Regions from separate parts of the Homo sapiens genome. Here all the other regions are linked to region 1. Evidence: chromatin contacts called from ENCODE Hi-C or POLR2A ChIA-PET data. All regions are on one chromosome and are shown on one strand. The core of a region is the stretch at or near the end of the contact, and the rest is flanking DNA. Distances in the headings are between cores, read along the strand shown.

Evidence for each region. A loop is a pair of places that touch in the nucleus more often than their neighbours do. ChIA-PET counts read pairs that join two places held with the same protein, here RNA polymerase II (POLR2A). Pooled maps may share reads with other maps.
Region 2: a loop to region 1 is called in a pooled map, with 2.3 times the contacts of the local background. The contact joins the enhancer-like site here to the promoter of UBXN4 in region 1. A Hi-C loop is called at or near these places in 2 of 168 maps with a recorded cell type or tissue (CD8-positive, alpha-beta T cell and naive thymus-derived CD4-positive, alpha-beta T cell) and 4 of 50 pooled maps. POLR2A ChIA-PET finds 5 or more read pairs at or near these places in 2 of 52 experiments (HEK293 and naive thymus-derived CD4-positive, alpha-beta T cell).
Region 3: a pooled map shows a loop between it and region 1 (6-fold over the local background). The contact joins the enhancer-like site here to the promoter of UBXN4 in region 1. A Hi-C loop is called at or near these places in 5 of 50 pooled maps.
Region 4: a map of naive thymus-derived CD4-positive, alpha-beta T cell shows a loop between it and region 1 (4-fold over the local background). The contact joins the promoter of MGAT5 here to the promoter of UBXN4 in region 1. A Hi-C loop is called at or near these places in 1 of 168 maps with a recorded cell type or tissue (naive thymus-derived CD4-positive, alpha-beta T cell) and 4 of 50 pooled maps. POLR2A ChIA-PET finds 5 or more read pairs at or near these places in 1 of 52 experiments (T-cell).
Region 5: a loop to region 1 is called in a pooled map, with 4 times the contacts of the local background. The contact joins the enhancer-like site here to the promoter of UBXN4 in region 1. A Hi-C loop is called at or near these places in 1 of 37 single-sample maps with no recorded cell type and 2 of 50 pooled maps. POLR2A ChIA-PET finds 5 or more read pairs at or near these places in 1 of 52 experiments (OCI-LY7).
Region 6: a map of OCI-LY7 shows a loop between it and region 1 (6-fold over the local background). The contact joins the enhancer-like site here to the promoter of UBXN4 in region 1. A Hi-C loop is called at or near these places in 1 of 168 maps with a recorded cell type or tissue (OCI-LY7), 1 of 37 single-sample maps with no recorded cell type and 2 of 50 pooled maps.

What each region holds. Positions count from the first base shown.
Region 1 is chr2:135,740,008-135,743,860 of GRCh38, reverse strand. UBXN4 (UBX domain protein 4) reads right to left here and starts at 2,006. Exons shown (of 13, transcript NM_014607.4): 1 at 1,850-2,006. The coding sequence starts at 1,931. It overlaps LOC107985946 (a long non-coding RNA gene), which reads left to right and starts at 1,217. Exons shown (of 1, transcript NR_163478.1): 1 at 1,217-3,032. RefSeq lists a silencer at 1,419-1,468 and enhancers at 765-1,540, 1,869-1,928, 2,259-2,388.
Region 2 is chr2:134,135,354-134,139,206 of GRCh38, reverse strand. It overlaps a transcript of MGAT5 not described here. Among named protein-coding and RNA genes, the nearest start is that of MIR3679, 10 kb to the right of the region's middle. Within about 2 kb of position 1,891, at least 17 of the 41 ENCODE cell types and tissues checked have a DNase peak (open chromatin) inside an H3K27ac peak, as active enhancers do.
Region 3 is chr2:134,230,718-134,234,570 of GRCh38, reverse strand. It overlaps a transcript of MGAT5 not described here and the pseudogene RNA5SP104. Among named protein-coding and RNA genes, the nearest start is that of MGAT5, 21 kb to the left of the region's middle. Within about 2 kb of position 1,975, at least 9 of the 41 ENCODE cell types and tissues checked have a DNase peak (open chromatin) inside an H3K27ac peak, as active enhancers do.
Region 4 is chr2:134,252,478-134,256,330 of GRCh38, reverse strand. It overlaps MGAT5 (alpha-1,6-mannosylglycoprotein 6-beta-N-acetylglucosaminyltransferase), which reads right to left and starts at 2,259. Exons shown (of 16, transcript NM_002410.5): 1 at 1,687-2,259. The coding sequence starts at 1,927.
Region 5 is chr2:134,273,392-134,277,244 of GRCh38, reverse strand. All of the region lies in intron 2 of MGAT5 (alpha-1,6-mannosylglycoprotein 6-beta-N-acetylglucosaminyltransferase), which reads right to left. Among named protein-coding and RNA genes, the nearest start is that of MGAT5, 21 kb to the right of the region's middle. Within about 2 kb of position 1,789, at least 3 of the 41 ENCODE cell types and tissues checked have a DNase peak (open chromatin) inside an H3K27ac peak, as active enhancers do; they include OCI-LY7, where a contact is called at or near this core.
Region 6 is chr2:134,737,827-134,741,679 of GRCh38, reverse strand. No RefSeq gene overlaps it. Among named protein-coding and RNA genes, the nearest start is that of TMEM163, 21 kb to the right of the region's middle. RefSeq lists an enhancer at 1,675-1,894. Within about 2 kb of position 2,264, at least 5 of the 41 ENCODE cell types and tissues checked have a DNase peak (open chromatin) inside an H3K27ac peak, as active enhancers do; they include OCI-LY7, where a contact is called at or near this core.

The DNA of each region.
Region 1 (3,853 bases), core at 757-3,256:
AAAACCCCGAAAGGCAAGACCTATAACTTTATTTAACTATTCCAATAATTTGTACTAGAGTTTCCAAATATTAATATTTGTTAATAAAAATCTCTCGTTTCTTTTTTTAAATTAACTGATTTACCTCAAGAGTGCCTTCTAGGAATGTTTGGACATTTGTTCAAAAACATGACTACCATAATCCAAATTTCTGATTTCTATACCAATTTAAATCACCAATTTACAAATTGTTCAGTTTTTTCCTTAAGAAACAAAAAAGCCAGTTTTTTTGAAGCTACTAAAAAATTTGACTGTTAAGACATGTAAATCCTTTTTGTGGCCCTAGTGCAAGTCACTTTATGACTGCTGACCTAAGTGCCTCATCTATAAAATGGGGATAATTAAACCTGTTCTATTTACTGCAAGGATCAACTGAGATATTAGGAGAAAAACAATTTAAAATGTCAAAAACCTACTAATGTACACAATAAGCATAGTGTCATTTACTTTTCCTTTCATTTTCAATCCATTTTTTTCCTTACGGGATTACAGAATTAATTTATGTAAAGTATAATATAACCCCCAGACAGCATCACAGAATCTAAACTATTCAAGCTCTTCTAATAAACAGCATTGAGCTAAAAACTTGGCGTAACAAAACAATTATAAATTCCAAATTTAATGCTAAATGACATTCACATTTCAGTAATTCGTTCTTCACTGCAGTGCATAAAGTTATAGAGCTATTAAAAGACGAGTTAATTATGAATAAACCGTTATTAAACACAAATAGTTGAAGAAATACACCTCAAATTAACAACAGCCACAAACATTGATTTGGTCCATGTAATGAGTATGAGCAGAACCGTAGAGGCAGGGAGTTCACTGTAAATCTACAAGATTTCAGTAATAAAACAGGAGAATATGGAGCAAAATAGCCTAGAGCAACAGAGAATATATGAGTTAATAAACGTTCTCAAAGTCGTGTAGATTTTAGCCTAAGAAGACAACAAAGGGAAGAAACCAAGGACTGAACGTCTATTTTCTTTGAAACTAATGGATTTTTTTTAAACTTACATTATTTCACACTAGATCCCCTACCAAGACTGCCATAAAGAAAAATTAAACCTCTATTCAGCTCAAAAGTTTACGTTTCAGGAACGTACTAACACCAGTAACCGTGAACATCAGGTGGTTTCTCTTTGTTGCTTATCGATGACACAGCTTTCTTCCCGACAGTCCACAACTAATTACAACCCAACTGCTTGCCTAATGGCCCGTTCCTACCTCCATCTAAACAGCAGTAACGAAACGGGCGTTCAAGCAGCACAAAGAGGGTCCTTGGTGACAGAGAGGGACGTCAGGGAGAGGGTCGCGGGGGTCTGGCTGCGCAGGGGAGAGGCTCGGGGCGACGAGCGGGGCTGGGCGGCTGGGGCCTGCTGGCCGCGTCCGTCGCCCCGAGCGGGGAGATTTCGGCGGGCCTCGGGGCGCTTTGGAGACCAGGGCCAGACGGTGCCTCCGGCCCGGCTGCCGGGAGACGCAGCGGTGGGGCCAGGCCCACTGTATCTCAAACGAACCGGGGAGGCGCTGAACAGCCACGGGCCGGCAGCCCGGGCCTCGCAGACACTGAGGAAAGGCTGGGGGCGCCCGGGGCCTGAAGGAGCAGGGCGCTGAGGGTCTGCATGGCCCCTCTGGGGGATCTGGCGGCGGAGTCGCAGCCGTCCCTGGGGCGCGGGGTAGTAGTGGCAATTGTGCGAGCCGACAGGAGCCCGCGTCTCGGGGAGGGCGGGCCGGCGGCTGAGGTATACAAGAGGATGAAGGTAGGCCGGAGGGGTGTCCCGGCCGCCTCTCGAACCCCTGCCTCCTTCACCTGCCACGAACACCACGAAGACCGCGCCGCTCCTTTTGGCCGTCGCGATGGCGGCCGGAATGGCGCCCTGGAACCACAGCATCGCTCCCTTCGGGCCCAGGCGCTCGCTCGGTGTGTAGTCTCCGCAGTCCCGAAGCCGGCTCCGCCCTCCGTCTTCGTCCGGCTCTGCGGCCCCCGCAACCTTGGCTGGTTCGGCCCCCACCTCCGGCTCCGCACAAGCGCGCACGCCCGTCAGCGGCACCCGGAGACGCGCGCTAGCGCGCGCGAGAACACCTCACGTCACAGTCGCAACCCGTCGGTGTCCGTGCCCCAGGACCTTCTCTCGTTGGCGAGTCGATGGTGCGGGCGCGCGCCCGCTAGGCCTCCGGTCGCGCAGTCCAGGAAGTGGAGGAAAGCGGTAAGAGGGATGACTAACCGCTAAGACACGTCGGCGGCGCCTGCAGTGAGGCATGATGGGAATTGTAGTCCACTTAGGCTTATTCGCCTCCATATTGTGGAGCATGTAACTGTGGGTTCTGAGGCACAGCTAAAGGGGGCAGTAGTGAGGGCCACTACACATTCTATAAAGGGGAGAGGGAGAAATAAGTGTCACTCCAACTGGCATATGCTATTCTCGGCCTCGTTGAGACTCTCAGTGTGGAGGAAATAGTCCTCGCATGGAACTAAATGGGCTTTGTCGGGATTAACTCCGAGGCTTTGATTTCTTCTGAACGTAGCCCAACCTTGCAGAAAAACGGGATAAAAACCGCAAGTCACCTTCTTTAATAACCTGTAGTCCATGTGCCTAAGCGGAGGAATTGGTAGAACGCAGGCCTTCAGCAATTTCCTAGACACTGGATAGAGATCATTTCAAAACTTCAAAACGCGTTAGGCTATTGCCACAGCTACTTTTTAAAGTAACACAAAGCAGAGAATAGATTATTTCTTTTCCAGCTACTTTCCATGGTAATACAAAAGAGACTAGATAGTGATTTATTTTCCAATTTTCTGGGAGAATGTCCTATAATCAAGATGTGGCGCTTTGTGATTGGCTGCCATTAAATGAAAACTGATCCATATTTAATACTTTCATGAAATCACATGGTCTGTAATAACTATTAGCTAAAGGCTTGCATGGTTTATTTAAAGTTGCATATACTATTATGTTAAATTCTACATCAATTAAATTTATCCTCCAGCAGTACATCTATCTGACAATCTTTGCAAGATAAAGGAAGTGATACATCTGAATATACCACCTTTCCTACAGATATTTTCCCTAAAAATAGCTAATTATTTGCACTCCGATTTTTGTACTTTTTTTCCCAATCAGGCCTCTCGTATATAGTGTTATTATAAACTGAGACATAATGCTGATTAGGGACAGTTGCTTCTATAGGACAACAATCCTACAGAAAAATTAGAATTGACCTTTAACATCAACTTTAATGGACTTCTGGAAATTTGATCAATCTAGAAATTATTCCAATAGAGCTATGTCTTTAATTATCTCTAATTTTAGAATTAAATAAGAATCCTTCATAGTTTTATATTCATTTGTCAAGTGTTTATCACTCATCTTTTATGAGCTAGGCATTGTGCCTGGCACTGATAAGGAGGTGAGGCAGTCAGAAGAAGGCCCTGTCTTTGTGACTGTACAGTCTAGTCAGGAAGACAGACATTGAATAAGTAATTATGAGTGATGATAAATGTCACAGAAGGGTAATTCAGAGTGCTACAGAAGTGTATGAGGATGGGACCGAACATGGGCTAGTGGAGTCAGAAAGGGCCTTCATGAGGAAATGACGTGTCGGGGAACTCTAGGTAGGTGAAGGAGAAGGCTATTCCACATGAGGCTCTGAAGCAAGCAAACACAGTGCACTTGCAGAACTAAAAAATGCCCAGTGTGGCTATAACATAGAAAGAGGAGTGTGGTACAAGTGAGGCTGGAAAGCTAGGCAAGGATCAGATGATACAGAGTCTTGAAAATCATGTTAAAAATTTTAAGACATTTTTCTAAGGATT
Region 2 (3,853 bases), core at 642-3,141, 1.6 Mb after region 1:
AACAATGGAAAACCATTTTTATGAAGGAAGAAACTGTCTTTCCAACAAAACCCTTTCCATGTTTTTACATGAAAGAAGATCTCTAGTAGACATTTCTCTGGCCAAAAAAACCTTTCGCCTAGCCTTAGAGAATTTCTCTTCGGCTGTATTCTTAGAGCAGAACTCATCTTCAGAAGGTTCTTCCATCTGTGCCTTACCAATTCATTTGCAGACAGAGTGGCCTGATCTAACAGCATGTAATGGAAAGTAGGCACAATTTAAGATCAGAGACCTGCATTTAACCCCCAATCTGTACCTTATCAGTAGGGGGACCATATATCCCCTTTTATGCCTGTTATCCCAGCATAATCATCAATAGCACCCCTCTTCACTCTCAAAAGCATCCTGATTTGGATGATAAATTATATGACCACCTTGCTTATTATGTGAGTCACCCCAGACAACATACTTCACTTTCCCTCATAAGTTTCACGTTTGTCCGGTGAAAATAAGGGAAGCTAATATACATGGTTATCCCAAGCATGACATTAGACAGTGTGCACAAGACACGGTAACAGGAGGACCCAGTATTCCCAGTACACCAGCTACCATGCCCAAAAGGTCTGTTCTCAGAGAGAAAGTATTCATCTGCATGTGTGAGGTCCTCACCTTTTGGTTGTCAAGTTGAAGACAGGACCTATATTTTCCACTTTCTACTGTGATATGGTCTATAAAATGGTAATGGGATCTATCCGTGTCCAGCAGCTGCACAATTAATTCTGTCATCCATCTGACCAGAAGATGGACCACACATGGGTACTTTAACTCCTACACTTTAGACCTTCTGGACTTTATTTATGCTCTCCACAAAGTAGGATTAAAATATGAAACAGTCTGAGTGAATGTGGTTCAGAGTGGGGGAGGGGAGTGGTCAGAGATCCTACAGACTGAATCACTAACTCTTAGCGAGTAAATTTGGTGAATTTCTTGCTTTCTCAAGCCAAAAAAAAAAGGGCAATGATAGAAGAACAGCTTCTTAATAAAATTATGTTAGGTATCTCACTTTAAAAATTAGGCCTAGGTCAGACTCACCTCTATAATCCCAGGACTTTGGGAGGCTGAGGTGGGAAGATCACTTGATCCCACGAGTTTGAGACCAGTGACCAGTGACCAGCGCCACTGCCCTCTAGCCTGGGCAAGAGAGCAAGACTCTGTCTCAAAACAAAAAAAAAAAAAACAGGCCTAATTGTGCCAACAATCTTGAACACAAATCTGTAATATCAATCAGTGACTCAGAAAGCAACATAACTTTGCTATTTCCATTTGCAAAAAAAAAAAAGAAAAGAAAGGCGAGATGCTATCCCTTCATTGATAAACTTGTTAAATACAAATACATTATCTTTAAACAGTAAGAATATAATGTAATGTAACTGCCTCAATAATAAAACTGACCAATAACATAGAAAAATGAAGCAGAAAAAAAAAATAGAGACTATTCTAGTCCAAGCTTCAGCGTTAATATTTTTTTAAACAAAGAACGAAAAATTATTATTCCCATTATCTTTTCATATGGTTATCCGAGGGATTTGTGTTGAATACAAGAAATCCCTCCCCGCTCTGACTTCTAAAGAAACAGGAAGGAAATGTTCAGCATTTTCATGCTCTAAATATAGCTACAAGTGGAAAGAGATGCCCATGGCAGCACAGCAATGACTTCAAGTCTGCAGCCTGACGAGGTGCAGTACAATAAGCTCTTCTGTGGACAGAGTCATTTCCTATCAAGAGAAGTTTCCAGAAACAGAAAAGGGCTGACTCCACTCTCAGAAATCCAGGTACAGCAGCGGCAGAGCACCCTCTGGGCTGGACTCACTGAGTGGCAAGCGGGAAGCCAAGAGGAAGTGCATTCCTATGGCGCTGACTACCTCCAAGCCAAGCCCCAATTCCTAGGGGATGCCCCTCTGTCCAAAGCCATACGCCAACAGGAAAACACCCCTGGCAACCATGTGCACAACATATTTCTTGGGCAGAGACCTATTTCTTAGAGTGCTGTTGTCGATGATATAACCTTAAAGCATACCAAGAGGAAAACAGGGGGTTAATGTGTATTTAGGGCATTTTCCTGCAGAATGTCTGTGGGTTTTCTCCACTTGAAAAACTGAAACTGAAGCTGAAATCAGACTTCTGTTTAGGATTCAGATAATTAGGACATTTGGCTTTAAATGAATCACATACCTTGTAGTGACAGATATGGCCTTGCTAGAGGAACGTTCTGACAAACTTGCCTCCCTGGATATGATAAACCAGTGAGCCAAGAATAGAGCTCAATTCTTTGACCAGGTCTAAGATAAAAAGTTGGAGATAAGCCCACACCCACTCTACAAACGCACCTGACAGCCTTGGAGAAAGCCCAAGTCAGGAGGAGGTCAACTCTTGATGAAGAGGAGGGAAAGGGGAGCAGTGGGTGTGCAGGGTCTAGAACACACCACAATTCTACTGTACCCCTTGGCAAACTAGGGGCAGCCTATGGACTCCTTCTCAGAAAGACTTTTTTAATGCATAAAATAAAATACACAGGACTGCAGAGGAAATCAATGATATTGAAATACTGTTACCAAAATATTTTTTATATTTATTTATTTATTTTATTTATTCATGTATTTTGAGACAGAGTCTCACCCTGTTGCCCAGGCTGGAGTGCAGTGGTGCAATCTCAGCTCACTGCAACCTTTGCCTCTGGGATTCAAGTGATTCTCCTGCCTCAGCCACCCTAGTAGCTGGGATTACAGGCACCCGCCACCACGCTCAGCTAATTTTTTATTTTTGGTAAGAGACAGGATTTTGCCATGTTGGCCATGCTGGTCTCAAACTCCTGGCCTCAAGTGGTCCGCCCACCTCGGCCTCCCAAAGTGCTGGTATTACAGGCATGAGCCACCGCGTCTGGCCCCCCAATTTTTTTTTTAATTGGTAAATGGCAATACCTGCAGCTTGTATCTTAACACATTAAATAATACTATCTAGCAACAGGTGCAACAACCACCGTAATTTCAAAGTGGTGATGAATACTGGTATTTCAACACACCTGTTAATCATCTCTAATGTGACATGAAAATATTAGATTTCTATTGGTGACAAAGTCACAAACAGCACTAATACTACTGTGACTTATGTCCAACCTTCCAAAGTGAAAGAATTGCCAAATTTTGGCTAGAAGTTAGGGAAAATGAAAGTGTAATATTTTCCCATGCAAGTTCACAGGTTTCCCTGAAACCTTGTGCAGTTATGAAACTCATGTGACAACCTAATTTTACCTTCCATTCCTGCAGTTTTTCCAGAATAATGCAGAGACCTACACGGGAGCCATGGCCCAGCAAGAGCCAAAAACTACCTGTATGCATGGGAGGGTGGAGGTTGTACAACAAGGACAGTCCACCACCCATGGCTGTGGCTCGGGGAGGAGCACTATGGGACCAATATCTCTATTTCTGCTATACCCCACATGTGGGCCAAGGTTTCTTTTTTTTTTTTTTTTTTTTTTTTGAGATGGAGTCTCACTCTGTTGCCAGGCTAGAGTGCAGTGGCGCGATCTCGGCTCACTGCAACCTCCATCTCCCGGGTTCAAGCAATTCTCCTGCCTCTGCCTCCCAAGTAGCTGGGACTACAGGCACGTACCACTATGCCCAGCTAATTTTTGTATTTTTAGTAGAGACAGGGTTTCACCATGTTGGCCAGGATGGTCTCAATCTCTTGACCTCGTGATCCGCCCGCCTCTGCCTCCCAAAGTGCTGGGATTACAGGTGTGAGCCACCGCACCAGGCTGGTTTGCTTTCTTTAAAAATGCTTCACATTAAAAGTATTAATTCAGCTGAATCATTAG
Region 3 (3,853 bases), core at 726-3,225, 1.5 Mb after region 1:
GGGCCACAAAGACTGTCAAGGTAGGGTGAACAAACTTGTCCCCGTTGGTCACCCTAGTTGAAGGACAGAGCCACATTGCTGTGTCTTATGTATGGACCCCCATAGTCTTATAATTCTTGATATATACATACATTTGACTTTTAGCTTTATGATCTGCTCCCTGTTGAGACTCAAACTTCTTGAAGGAAGAGATTCAAATCTTTCTGTGAACTAACTACTTAATATCTGTTGGGAAAAGTCCTTGTAGCCCCCTTGGTTAATAAAGATGGCTGCTGGTGGTGCCCTTGCAAACTATAGGCATCACTGCTCTAGGAGTCTCTTGGAAGAACCTGTAAGTCTTGACTCCCACCAACCCCTGCCCCCAATCCCCGGCTTCCTTCTCAGCCCCCAACTACTTCATCACATCAATAACAAAGTATGAGAAACACAGAAAAATGAAACACATGAGCAACTTTCAACTGACTGTTTCCTTCTCTCTTTAGACCACAAAGTCTCCCTGCTCTAATGAGATTATTACCCATCATGAAAGGACATAGCATCTAGCGTTCTGATTTCTCCACTCAGAGATACACCTCAGAAGGCAGCTTCTCAGCTGTGAAAGAAGTTGGCCTTTGCAATCCTCTCTTAGAAGTCTGCTTCGGAATTATTCAAGAGAGCCAGAGTCAAACCTAGAGTGTTGTGCATGAATAGAGAGGCAATCTGGTGTGGCAGAGAGGCTTGGGAATTAGATTCAGATTAAAATCTCTGCACTGACATAAGCCAGCCCTGTGCCCTCTTGAAGTTACAGAAATGAAGATCCAGTTTCCTTATCTGTAAAATGTCTACCTGCAGGGTTTAAATTTGCAAAGGGCCTAGTCTAGTGACCGATCCTTGATGAGAGTTACTGGAGAAGTCTCATGACTCCTACAATGAGCCCCAGAGGCCTCTGTGAGTAAGGTGGAAGGACCTAGCCTTCTGCCTGATCTAAATACATTAAGATCTGCCTTTGCTGACCTAGTTTTATTCTAAAGCAGTTGTGGTTTTCTTTCTTCCCTTCAGTTCCTTTTCTCAAAGGATGTAAGCATATCTGTGTGAAACACATAAAAAAAATGCACCAAGTGTCAGCAAAATGTTACTGTAACTGATAAAAAGGCATTTTCTATCTTGTCCATCAGTTTTGATGAGGAAGCAAAGCAGACTAGCCCAATTCCTAGCATTGGTAAAGATTGCTACTTCAAAGAATTTTCTGGGTCAGCACCTAAAAGTCTGAAATCCATTCCACTGAATTCATTATGACCCATAGTAATACCCCATCTCTCAAAGCAAAACTACACTGTGATTCATTGCATAGAGCCATTCCCTGGTAGACACTATATTTTAGACTTATGAATAAAACAAGTACAGAAAACAAAATAAAACACAGAACCAGCCCTGTACCCTTATATTTTACAATCTACAAAAAACAAAGTCAGATTTACACATACCTGGAAAACAACTCACGATGACATCATTTTAAGCTAACTGAATCTTGGATTCAAGAAGAATCAATGTCTATACTATTCTTCTAGCATAAAACCTGTTGTGGCAGTTTTAACTTTTTAACTTAAGAAAGTTATGACCTTAGGTCACTAGACAGAATTACATTACTCAAATGTATTCTTGGCAAACTCTTTGGGGATATAATTCACTCTGCAAGGAAAAACTGGTAATTGCCACCAATATCTCACACACATGTACATACAAGAAGACACACCATAACACACCATAACAACCACCACCCACAGAATCAAGAAGACCCATGCCATTCTTAAATGAAAATGTGCACCAGTTAAGAAATAATCTAACATCTCAGGTTAGCAGGAAGTGCCACACTCCAACCTAACAAGAAAAATGGGCATTAAAAAAACATTACATAGGTCTGTGGTCTATTAACAGTAACCTGTTAGTATCAACTTCCTGGTTTGGTATTGTAACAGAGCATGAAATCTGGGGAAGGATGGGTCCGTGGGTCTCTTTGTACTGTTTTTACAACTTCCTGTGAAATTATTTCAAAATAAATTGTTTTCTAAGCATTACTTATTGGGTATCATCCTGTTTGGGGAGATTTTTCAAGATGTAGAAGCCCTTTCCCAAGGCCCCTCTTCAGCTAATGGGTCCAGAATAGGATATACACCTAAATACTTTGAAAAGGGTTCTGGTTCCTAGATGATCTGAAACTCCTCCCCTGTTGAGTAAGAACCACCACCAAATGGCAGGTAAATCACTGAAGACATTTAACAGTGCTGAGGCCACCATATTTGATATTGGCTGCTGTGTAGAGGATGGGTTTGAAGGGTGGCTCATGAAAATCCGGGTGAGAAATGAGTCCAATAAAGGCCTGAACAGGGTAGTGGCAGTCCAGTCATAATAAGAAACCAAATGCTAGAAATACTTAAGAGGTCAAATCAGCAGGACAGTGGGCAATGACTAACTGGAAGGAATGAGGGAAGACGAGGAGGAGGAGGAGGAGTATAGAATGACCACTAGGCTTCCAGCTTGGGCAGCTGAGGAAAAGGTGACATGTCATTCACCAAGACAGGAAAATGGAGGAGCTGGTTTGTGAGGGAGGATGGCTGCCTGAAGCTTCCACAGAGCAATAGTACTATATCATATATTGCAGACAGAACGATCTTTGTCTAGAGAGGTAATTCCTTCTTCCTCAACTCACTGGGTGTAAAGTACCAGGGGACAGACAACTCGGCACAGCAGGCAAGAAGGACCAGCCACTACTCAGCCATGTCAGCCACTTGGCCCCGCCCTGGTCTGATCATTTTCACAGCCAGCCACAAACCCAGTGATCTTTCCCCAAATACCTCCAGTGGGTAGAGAGCTACTCAACCAAGCTGCTCCCCACAGGTTCTAGAGGGTCTGGGTTTCTAACATTTCTATTAAAAGAACTCCAGAGGGTGAATGAGGGAAATCATCCATCAATAAATCAAGCAACTAATTATTTCACTTTGCCATAATCTCTTTAAGAAATGGTGTTCCAAAGTGAAAGGAAGAATTCCACATGAGAAGACATCAAGACAGCCTATGAAGATCTTGACATAGGAATTTGTACATTGCTACACAGGAAGCATTTACCACCCACCACAGAGGAATGCAGTTTATTTGATAATTATTTGTCTAGGTTATAAACCCTTTTTGTAACAGTTTACTGAAATATAATTCACATACCATACAATTAACCAACTTAAAATATACAATATAATGGTTTTTACTGGGCTCAGAGTTGTACAAGCATTACAACAATCAGCTTTATAACTTTTCTCCCATATAAGTGCCAACCAGGCTCAACTCTGCTTAGCTTCCAATATCAGAACAGATTGGACACATTCAAGGTAGTGTGGCTGTAGAGAATTTCATATAACATTTTATCATACCCAAAAGAAACCCACACCCTTTAGCTACCACCTCCTAACCCCTCCTCCTCCCCACTCCAGCTCTAAGCAAGCACTCATTCTACTTTGGTGTCTCTATAGATATGCCTATTCTGGACACTTGATATAAATAGAATCATAATATGCAGTGTTCTTTGACAGCTTTCTTTCACAAGGTCCAATGTTGTAGCACATATCAGTGCTTCATTTTGTTTACAGCCAAACAATATTCCATTGAATAGATGCATCACATTTTGTTGATCTATTCATCAATTGATACTATTATGAATAAAACTGCTATGAGCGTTTGTGTATGACTTGATGGGTGTGTGTGTGTGTGTGTGTGTTTTCATTCCCCTTGAGTATATACCTACGAGTAGAATTACTGGGTCATATGATAACTCTGTATTTAACATTTTGAGGAACTGCTAAAATGTTTTCCACAGTAGCTACAC
Region 4 (3,853 bases), core at 1,010-3,509, 1.5 Mb after region 1:
CTGTGTCATATACATTGGTAACACTAATGGTGACAATCAGCTTTATTTTCTGTTGGTTTATCTAAACTACTCTGGAAATGTTACACAAATGTGAGTCAATGAGCAATTTTAAAATGCAACTCTAGGAAAAACTACCTAGTTACTTTTCAGTGTAAGCTCCCACAGTGGAATCTCATTTTTTAAATCCATCAGTTCAAAAAAGGTACCATTTTTTTAGATATATTAAAAGCCAATGCCTACAGACACTTTTAACAGATTAAATGCAGAGTGTGATTATTTACATAGTAAGAACTAGAAAAGAATTTCTAAAATGTTCCTCAGAAGTAAGCATCTTCTAATATATACACATACACACACACACATACACATACGTGTGTATAAAATTTTACATACTTTTTTAAAAACAAGTTTTTTTCCCCTTTTGGAAAGAAAGAAGCACATGTATAACTGAGTATGATTTCCTGTGTCTGAACTCAACCTGCACTGAACTGAACTGTTGCTGCACATTTTTGGGAATCACGATTTGAAATCGGCATACTTCAGGGCACCTTCCTTGAGTGGGTCACAAAACACAACTCCACTTTCTCCACCTCACCTAACCCCATTCTTGCATCTCATCTATACTATCAGGGAGACCACTTCAGTGAGACCACTGAAACCTCAATTCAATGATCAGACTCTTGTCACTCAACAACAGGTCATCTTCTACAGACCAAGTCTGCTCTGCAAAACACAGCATGATCTAAATTCCATTTGCAATTTTTTTCCAAGTATTTGTGTGTGTATGTGTATGTATATATATATGTGTGTGTATATATATATGTGTATATATGTGTATATATATGTATATATGTATATATATGTATATATATATTTGTGTGTGTATGCAAAGTATCAGAAAAATACACACTGAAATGTTAATTGTGGTTATTGCCTGGAGTAGTAGACTTATGTGTAATTTTTTTCTTTTTTTGCTTGTCTACAGCTTCCAACTTTTTCTATATTAAACATAAAAGAAAAATAAGTTACATCCCATATGTGTATTTTTTTACTCTTTCTGATTTCAAAAAGAATTCTGAAAAAAATTCTTTAAAGAAAAAGCAACAAGTACACAAAGATTCCTTTCAAAGTGAGGGCAGTTAGAGACAAGGGCAAGAAGAAGAGCAACATAACCTCAAGAAGCCAAAGGTTAAAACTCACCAGCATGCAAGTGCCAGTGTCATATTTATTGGCTGGAGGGAGGAACACAATTGGCTCTAAGTTTACTGGCTTCCATAGAACATTCCTCCCCATCCTCTTCACCTCACCCCCACCAGCCTTAATTAAGTTTTGTTTAGGGAAAGATGAGAATATTTTTCAGCATTCCCTGAACTCACTCCCACATGAGATCACATGGTTCCTGAAATGTGTTCAGGGAGAAGGAGCTAGCTGCAAACACAACCAATAGAGCCCTAACTATACTAACCCACTGACTCCAGGGGAAAGTGTGTCTGCATACACCAGCTCAGAACCCCCAAAATGGCATTGCTTTAATTTCCTAAAGATGCCTCTCTGTGTGCAATTCACTGCTTATGAAGGCAGTGGCAAAGGACATTCAGTCCATGACAAGACCATATCTGGGAGCTTCTAGGGCCATTTCAAGGCCAAGGCACACTTTAATGGAGAGGTCCCAGAAACAGTGCTTACCATAAGCTGTCATGACTCCAGCGTATGGCCCATCCACCACATTCCTGTTTTCTTCTGCCAGTGCCTTGATGTACCTTTTGCTGAGGTCCAGGATCTGCTCGCGCAGCATGGAGCTGCTTTCAGGCTGAGTTCGCTGCTGGATGGTAAAGTGCAGAAGCATCATACCCCAAATGAAGCCAAAAGTCACCAGGAAAAAGCCCAGCTTCTGAGAGGACAACTTCCACGGAGTGAAGAGAGCCATTGCTCTCTGGCAACTTCACCTGTCCTTGGCTCTTAACGCGTAGAAGATAGACACAAATTCATGGTGTAGGTTGAGTGTGAGAGTCTGCTGGTCTCACTCTGGCTCCTGTGTCAGCTGGTTGCCTTTCCTCACTTCCATTCTGCTGTGAAGGAGGAGAAGAATTAGCCAAGTGGTCATGGCACAATACAGCAAAATAAACCAGAAGCCATGTTTTCACTTGAATACCTCTAAGTAAAATGTCAACTCTTAAATTTGCTGGTTCAATATCTTATGATTCAGGAACTGTAAGCTGAGGGGAAATCTGGCTAGGCAACAAGAAGCTAAGCAATTATGAAGGGGGAAGTGTGCGTCTGCGTGTGTTAACAGGTGTAGTGGGGCTGTTCCAGCCTGGACCAAATTCAAAACAGGAAGTTTGTTTTGCAAGGTGGGGAGGAGACAGAAGGATATTTGGCGGAATGTCAGCAAAAACGGGGAGGGTGGAGTCATATCACCATCAGGCCCTTTTGTGTGCCTGTAACTTAAGCTTACAAAGTCATTATTATGTGCTTCTGGCAAGGACTAGAACATGCAACTGGTGAGGTGAGCAAGAAAGTGGATGCCCCCTTGGGGGTAACTAGACAAAGAAGAGGTAGATTGCTACATCTTATTTGAGCATGGCCAGCTTTCACCATCAGTGTTTAGTGATGAGATGGCTCTCTCAGGGCCACCAGGCAACCTCTCTAGGTGCACCAGCACAGAGAAGATATGCCAGAGGTACAAGCAGGGGTATTGCTTTCCCAGCTACATGAGGAAAAGGTACACCTCACTGCTCACTTGCATGCTGTAGCACAAGAAATGTGGAACACCTGGCAGGCAGATTTTCTGTGGTTCTCACTTTCACTCCCACCATGAGGCAAAATGAGACATTAAAAGGCAGAGTAGTTTCAATATTAATGCAGCCAGATCCTATCTAATGCCAGCACAGACCAGGCCACTCTTCTCAATCAGGGCTTCCCAACAAGTAGGACCTGAGCATAGGTTGCAAATGGTTACCAGCATGCCCACCCCTTCAGCCAGAGTCCTGGGCCCAATACCAGTCAGCTTACGAATAGCGCCATTTTCTAAGTGCCACTCAAGGGAGAGGCTGAGCAATGATCCGATCCCTTATAAGAGACTAACCCAGGCTGTACTTCAGAGTGTACATACATGCTTCAGTCAAAGGATTCTTCTTTGCAAGCGGCCCAAAAGAAAATGGTAGCAGGATCTTGAAGCAATTAGCTTTCAGAGCCCTGGATCACTGTTGGTCTGCCTCTTACTGTTTTCCCATTGCCTATCAACAGAGTAAAAATAAATTATAAATTCTAGCTATATCCCAGATATTGTGACATACCATCTTTTGTGGCTTTGCTCACTGAATCCTCAGAAGTTCTATATGGTAAGAAGTATGAATATTATCGTCTCTGTTTTATTAGAAACATGAGAAAATAAAGGTAAAAGGTGATTAACTTGGCAAAGGTCAGCCAGCTATGTGGCAGAGGACTGATCATCTAGGCATGGCCCAGGGGTTATTAAACCATGCCCCACCTTCCCTACATCATCCTCACTCCCCCAACAGCCTGTTTGTATATGGCAGAGAATGATATATATATGCTTAATGGGTCATGAAAAGCAATAAAAAATATGTAACAGATACTCTTTGTAGCCCAGAAGGCCTAAAATATTTACTATCTACCTCTTAACAGAGAAGGTTTGCCAACCTCTCAATTCTAGACCAGTGGTTCTCCAAATGTGGTCCCAAACTCAGTAACAGCAGCATCACCAGTGAGAAATGTGAATTCTCAGGCCCCACCCACACCCACTGAATCAGCAACTGAGGAGATGTGGTCCACAGCCTATCCTTTAACAAGCCTCGAGGTGATTCTGATGCACACTCATGTTTCAGAGCCC
Region 5 (3,853 bases), core at 540-3,039, 1.5 Mb after region 1:
CTACTATTATTTCCCCCATTTTACAAATGGGGAAACTCAGCCAGAGGAAGGCTAAGAAACTTACCCAAAGTCACACTGCTATGAAGTGGTGGAGCCAGTATTTGAACCGAGCCAGTCTGGTTCCACAGATGCTGCCTTTCATTGTCCCTCATCCCCTCAACACTAGCATCAAAGTTTCAACTGCCTTTAAACCGATATTCTGAAACAAATGGCTTGTGGCTACAGTCCTCATGGAACCTTGTCTCTCTGCTGGGTTGTTTCCTCAATAATGAGTCACCCAGCTATCCTTCAAGCTACACCCTTGGAAATAATTATGACAAATTCTCCCTTGCCCTGTCCCACGGTCTGTCCGTGTCCCCATAACACCAGCTTCACCCTAACGTGGGTCTCAAATTCTTTCTCCCTGGGCCATAGGAACATCTCTAACCCAGGGCATTCTCCTCCTAACTGAAGATTAAATGCAGTCTCTCTCACCCATTCATATGCATTTCACTCCACATGGCCCATAATTATTCTCTGGAAATACAGACCTCACACCTATTCATCCTCCTACTTTAAACCTCTCATCAACTGCCACGGCCCAGGGAACAAAATAGAAACTCCTTCATTTAACATTGAAAATGCATCACAAATCCCAATTAACTCTCTAGTCTCATTTTCTTCAATATTGCTCCAAGTATGCTGTCAAGGGTATTTTCTGATGTAAAGTAGATCTTTGGGGACCTGTCTTGTTTTCTTTAACTTATTTAATTTACTCTCTCATATCTTGATAATTATATACTTTGCTTAAAATAACAAAGAATTTCTTCTAAAACATTCTGCAATTTAAACCCATTCTCTAAGACTACTTTGTACCATTGTTATCCGGAATTAGTGGTCCTTTCACGAGAAGAAATAATTACCTTCTATAGAAGCAGAAGTAAAATGTACATTGCCAAAAGCACACTGTGGGCCAGGAAAGGAGTTCCTTAAGGGCAGGATCCTAAAATAGTCTTCTGGGAGTTTCTAAAATCTCTTTCCTTGGAGGCCTCCAAGACCAGTGGCAAAGCTAAATGAGGTGGAGATTGGCGGGCGGCGGGGGTGGGGGGGCTTGTGAACAGCCTTGCTAGGAAAAGGGAAAGGAACTTTAGGTCTCAGCTGGCAATCAGGAAACTTCAGCGTCTCAGGCGTCTTTCTGCACTAACCATAGGTGAAAATATCTGCTGGCACCAGATTCTAACAGTATCTCATAGATCGGAATTTCACAAACCTGCCACAATTGACATTTGGGGCTGGATACTTCTATTATGGGCAGTGTCTTATATATTGTAGGATGCTTTTTGCAGCATCTCTTGTCCTCATCTATTAGAAATAAATAGGCCAGTCACAGTGGCTCATGCTTGTAATCCCAGCACTTTGGGAGGCTGAGGTGGGAGGATCGTTTGAGCCTAGGAGCCCAACCAGCCTGGGCAACATAGCAAGACCCCATTCTCTACAAAAAATAAGAAAAAAGAATTTGCCGGGCATGATGGCACATTGCCTGTAGTCCCAGCTACTCAGAAGGCTGAGGCGGCAGGGGGTGGGGACATGGAAGGTCGAGGCTGCAAAGAGCTGTGATAGTGCCACTGCATTCTGGCCTGAGCAACAGAGCGAGACTGTCTCAAAAAAAAAAAAAAAAAAAAAAAAAGGAAATAGCACCTCTTCATTTGTGAAAACCAAAATGTGTCCTGACATTGACATGTGTCCCCTGGGGGCAAAATCGCCCACAGCTGTTAATCACTGCTATAAATTCACTTCCTCAAAGATCACCATCACTTCTGAACTGTCTTTCTTCTTCTAAATAAAAACAAAATATCCTTGACCACACAAAGTGAAAACCATACCAACAAAGACAAGCATTTTTCTGTAAAGATACCAAAAGAATAGCTTCTGACAAGGGTCCACATATTTATTGTTACCATTGCAAATAACAAAACAGAAAGTGACAGGTAGATAGACAGAACATATTTGCTTCTTGCTCAACTTAATAGGAAGCCACCTGCAATCTCATCTCTCTCCCGTCTCTCAGTAGCATCTGGGATCTCACTGACATACCAGTATCTGACCCTGGGAAAGTCATCTGCTGAGCCACTGCCCAGGGGTGGAGCTGGGACACTTCAGGTGCTACTTCAACACAAACTGATGACATGGGTACACATACAAGGAAAGAGCACAGGTACAACTAAATTTCAAGGTCCATTAGCAGCACAAAGAGGGGGAAATTGCACTTCCAAATGCAAGCCCTGGAACTCAGCAGGGACATTTTTCATTTTCAACTTTCAAATGGTAAGAATAATAATAATGGTTGCTGTTTTTAAGAACAGCTTCCAAATTCAAATACATTGCACTTCAACCCCAAATACTAGAAAGTGTTGCATATCGCTCCCCACTTTGGAAAAAATGCAGGGTTGCTGTAAGTTCAACTTGGATTAAATACCAGGAAACTGTCGCTTGAGTTATACCTGTACCTTTGATTTTGTGGTTCTGCTTCCCAAGTGACCTTGCAATTATTAAGTCATCACAACACCACTTGGATGCTATCATTATGGTTTTGGCTTTTAAGGAACAGTCAGCACTGGCCAGTTATTCAGCTGACCTTGAATGACAACTCTTTATTGAGAGTATAAATAAATGTGTACACATGCACATACATACACTACCCCGTAGAGAGCTACACAATGTTCTTGTCCTCTAAAGTATCACAATCTAGGATTGTAACTATCACATCTAGGATTGTAACTATCACATCCTATGAAGCCTCCACATCCCATAACCATTGATGGGAAGTTCAGTCCTGACCAACAAAAAAGGCAGTCCCACTTCTTAGGCGGTGTCTGCTAAGGTCTGAGAACTAGGGAAACGAAATACCAAGTCCGACTTCTAGGCAAATCACCACAAATGTAAATTGAGAAGAAGAACTATAAGAAGAAACTCTTCCAGGTGGTGAAACCAAATGCTGTTCCCTCCAATAGAAACCAATCCATGTGAGCAATATTTACTGAATTATCTTCAACAGGTAAGGCTACAATCAAGACACTATGGGCAGAACAAAGATATATCAGACATTCAGTCCTTAGAAGGCAAGCATTTTCATGATCAGATATGTATACTTTTTACCTTTTCCCCATTTCAGGTACATGACAAAGAACCACAGATCCAATCCTATTCGCTCCACTTCCTCACTTAAGATCACAAAACTAGAGAAAGACAGAATGGGTCTTTCTAAAATTCAAAGCATCATTCTAAAAGGAGAGAATTTTGACGAAGGCCCTTCAAGCCCTTTCAGAAAGTGAATATGGAGAAATTAATTTACTGTGTGATTGGTGGAAGGGTGGGGATTTTAAAAATCTGCTTTTTCATTCCTTTGAGTCCCCTTTCTCTTCAACAAGACAAACAGAGCTCAAAAATCCAGTTCAATCTGATTTCTTGATTTTAATAAAGCTCATTTCCACCTAAATTTCCCTAGGGGCAAATTTACTTTCACATTAAAAAACCCTCGGTGATAAATTTGTGAAGATAAGCCATACTGGATAAAAGCTACACAGAACACAGCTAGAGAGAAAAAATAAGGAGACACACAGACACACACACACACACACACACAGAGCTATCCCCCTAAAGAAAATAAATTTAGGGAATCCTTCTTCAATTGCTATGGTACCCAATTTAGAGACAGTTTATAGCCAACCAGAAGATATATTAGCAAGCAATAAGACACAACAATAAGCAATCAGAAACATCAGTGAGCAATAAGACACCAGAGTCAGCTGTAAAGACACACCAGGGAGAACATTTCTGAGCAATTACCGCATGTCTCCATTCAGGAAGGGAGAGA
Region 6 (3,853 bases), core at 1,015-3,514, 1.0 Mb after region 1:
CCTGTGTAGCTAATACTACAGGCACTGCGTACCACCTATCCTGGATAATTTTTTCCTTTTTATTTTTTTTGTAGAGATGAAGTCTTGCTGTGTTGCCCAGGCTGGTCTCTAATTTCTGGCCTCAAGCGATCCTCCTACCTCAAACTCCCAAAGTGCTAAGATTACAGGCATGAGCTATTGTGCCAGCTCCAGGTGACCTTTTAAAAGCCTGTTTCAGATTATATCTTTTTAGCTTAAAACCCTTCTGTTGCTTTCTATCCCATTTAGATTAAGAGCTAAACTCTTTACCTTGGTCTATGAAACTAAATGGTCTTTTCTGTCCACTCTTCCAAACTCATCTCTCCTCTGACCACTCCCCTTCCCCACCATACTCCAGCCACCCTGGCCTTTTGTGTGTCCCTTAAACATACTGAGCCTGTTCCCACTATGCCTAACTGTTTTACTTCAGGGCCTTTGCACTCCCTCTGAAACATACTTTCCCCAGGTGATTTCGCCAGTGATGCTGCTCATCTGGGTTTTTGTTTTCTTTTTGAGACGAAGTCTCACTCTGTTGCTCAAGCTGGAGTATAGTGGCATGATCTCAGCTCACTGCAGCCTCTGCCTCCTGGGTTCAAGCAATTCTCCTGCCTCAGCCTCCCGAGTAGCTGAGATTACAGGCATGTGCCACCATGCCTGGCTAGTTTTTGTGTTTTTAGTAGAGAAGAGTGTTTTAGTTTCACCATGTTGGCCATGGTTGGCCAGGCTGGTCTCGAACTCCTGACCTCAGGCGATCCGTCTGCCTTGGCCTCCCAAAGTGCTGGGATTACAGGCATGAGCCACCGTGCCTGGCCTCATCTGGGTTTTTGGATCTCAGCCTGAACCTCACCTCTTAGAGAGGCCTTTCTAAAGTAGAGGCCAGACTCAGGGATCTATTCCATCACTCTGTCTCATCGTCCTATTTTAATTCTCTATGTGACTATCGCATCCTGTAGGTTTTCGTGGTTCTATGTTAACTATCTCTCCTCGCTTGAATGTAAGCTTCTTATGCACAGGACCCTCATGTTTTTTTCTTGCCAATGTCTTCCCACCACCAAAATCAATGTTGTCACATGGTAGACAGTAAATACTGGTTGAAAAAATGAACATCAATAACCACAATAATAGTTGCTTTTTGGCAGCAGGTGCTGATTCAAATGGACTGATGTAAGACCAGGTACTGATTTAAGTGTTCACAAATACCATTTCATTTAGTTCTCTAAAATAATCCTAAATGCAAATATTATTTTCCCCCGTTAACTAAGAAGGAAATGAGGCTTAGGAGAGACTAAATAAGGTTCATGGCTACACCTTTATTAGGGTGCGGGGCAGGGCAGCCCCAACTAATCTATACCTCGACACACATCCTATCCTCTTTGATTACAGGCAGGAAAAGCTGATCCACCAAATTAAAGGTGGTGGCCTCGGGCTGACAAATCTCTGTGGAAGCCCAGGGTGAGGCCCCTTTGTTCTGAGCGGTGGCCTGTGTGAGCATTTGAGGAGGTGCTGTACAGCAAAGGCCCTATCCGTGGCACAGTCTTGATGAGTAACAGACAGACGTCTTTAGAGGCTTTGTTTTCACATCCTCTTTTTGAAAATGGATTTGCTTCCTTAAACACAGTTGGCTTCATCTTTTACATAATACACAGTCATATTACTGCCTTTCGTGAAGCCAGTGTCTTCTTGGCCTCCATGTGTGTCAGCTGAAGCTTTAGACTGTCTGACCACAGAAGCTGATGACCCACAGTCACTTGAATGCTTTCTTCTGTTCCAAGAACCGCACCTAGAGCACCATGGGGATGACCTCATGTCATCCTTGCAACAGCCCAGCTCTGGTTACCTAGCCCATTTTATGGATTAGAACCCTGAGGCTCAAGGGGGCTAAATTTGGCACCCCAAATCACATAACTAGTCCATGGCAGGGGTGGCACAGGATATGAACAAAGGACTGTGTACATTCCTACTGCCTATGTATGTCTGTGCAGCAGCCAGCCAAGAGGCATGTGTTATGTGATGCTTACTATTTATTACTTCTCTACAACAGGGATAAGATAATGATGATGACAATGATAACTCCCAGCCTTGTGATAGGACTTGAGCTTCATTATCTCACAATAGCCCCATAAGGGGTATAGTTGGGGCCCCCACCAGATACACTTTAATCTGCCAGGCACCACCCCGTAGCTGAGTGTTGGCTGCTCACAGGTTGCAGCTGCTTCCTTCTTCTGAATGCTCAGCTAAGGGGAGCCACCTTGCCTAGAAATGCCTGCTTTCCCCCTAGGGGTGGCCACAGACAATGAGTGACAGATATGGGGTGCAAAAGTCTGGTGCCTTGTCTCAAGGTTGCATAACTTTGTGGTGTTCTTCATGCTATGGTGGGATCAGGCTGAGGTGGGATCAGACTGAGAGGTTAAAATGCAGCTGAATCTACATTTTTCTTGGCTTCCTTTTTCTTTCTATCTTGCCACTCACATTCTCTTTCTGAGATCACTTGCACCAAGAATCTGTGTCTCAGGTCCTGCTTCTATAGAACTTCAGACAAGCCCTATGAATCCAGAACTATTGTCCATATTTTGCTGAGCGGGAGCGTGAAGCTGGAGGTGGCTGTCCCCACTTCATCTTGTCCTAGAGATGTGGCATGTCTCTGACCTCCTTAGCCGTGTTGGGAGTGTTCATCTGCAGTGCCCCTCTTTGAAACCACTGCCTCCCAAGGACCAGAGGTGCAATCTCATGGGCTGTGCTCCTCTGGGCCCACTCTTTTTTATCTTCATTCTTTCCCTGGCTTCTGTCTCATCCTGGTTGCCCATCACCCATCATGAACCATGGCCATGGGACACTCTCAGACAAGCTGGAGGCTGAGGTAACCATGAATTTGCCTTGCCCAGCATGATTTTCTTCCTGTGCCTTCTCCTGATAGTAATCCTGCCCTCCAGCTTTGCCCACAGTGTGGACACATGACCCAGGCTGAACCAGGGCACCATCCCTGGCTGGTTACAGAGATTGGCTCAGAAATGAGCACATTGCAGGAACATAAGTCCCTGGATGACCTTGGCCGACCCAGCTCTTCCCCTTCTTGCTTTTCATTCCTAGACAGAAACTACTGAAAATCCTGTAATAAGGAGGAAATGTCTGGAGCAATCCAGGCTACATTCTTATTCCTTCTAGAATAGGATGTTCTGCAGTGCTTGCATTCAGTGGTCCAAGTGGTACCCAGGGTATATAAACCCAGGATGGAGTGCTTTCAGAGTCCCTCAGCTAGAGTGTAATGTGAGGCATGCTTAGACTGCATCTGCCCTTGGCAGCATTCCTGAACCCTGGGGAACTGCTCATGGTGGACCCTGGGTTTCTGTTGATTTTTGCTGCTTAACTGTGAGTAACAAAGTTGCTTTTCATAAATTGTGCCAATGTTCTGTCTTCCCAGACTAGACCAAAAAATGCAAGTGGTGAGGGATTGGGGCTCCTTTTTTCTCCTTGCAACTGTCCTGATGGCGTGGGGACTGCTGCAGCAGCCAGGGCTGCTTTGAGCCCCAGAGTAAGAACCCTCGCAGAACTCTGGAAGCTGGGTTTGTGCAAAACCTCCTGCCAGACTTGAACTTTGCATACATTATCAAGCCAGGATAATTAGAGCCCTTCCTTGGGACTGTTTTATAGAAACTAAGGGAAAGGACAGCCTCCTGCCTCTCGAGTTTTTAGAAGGATTCAAATCTAGGGCTGTCAGCATTCATCTTTCCTGCCATGTGGGAAAGACCCTTCGGAGGTAATATACAGTATGCCGACATTCAGGAAGTGACAGCAGCAAGGCGTGGAGAGAGTAAACAGCAGTCTAACAACAGTGATG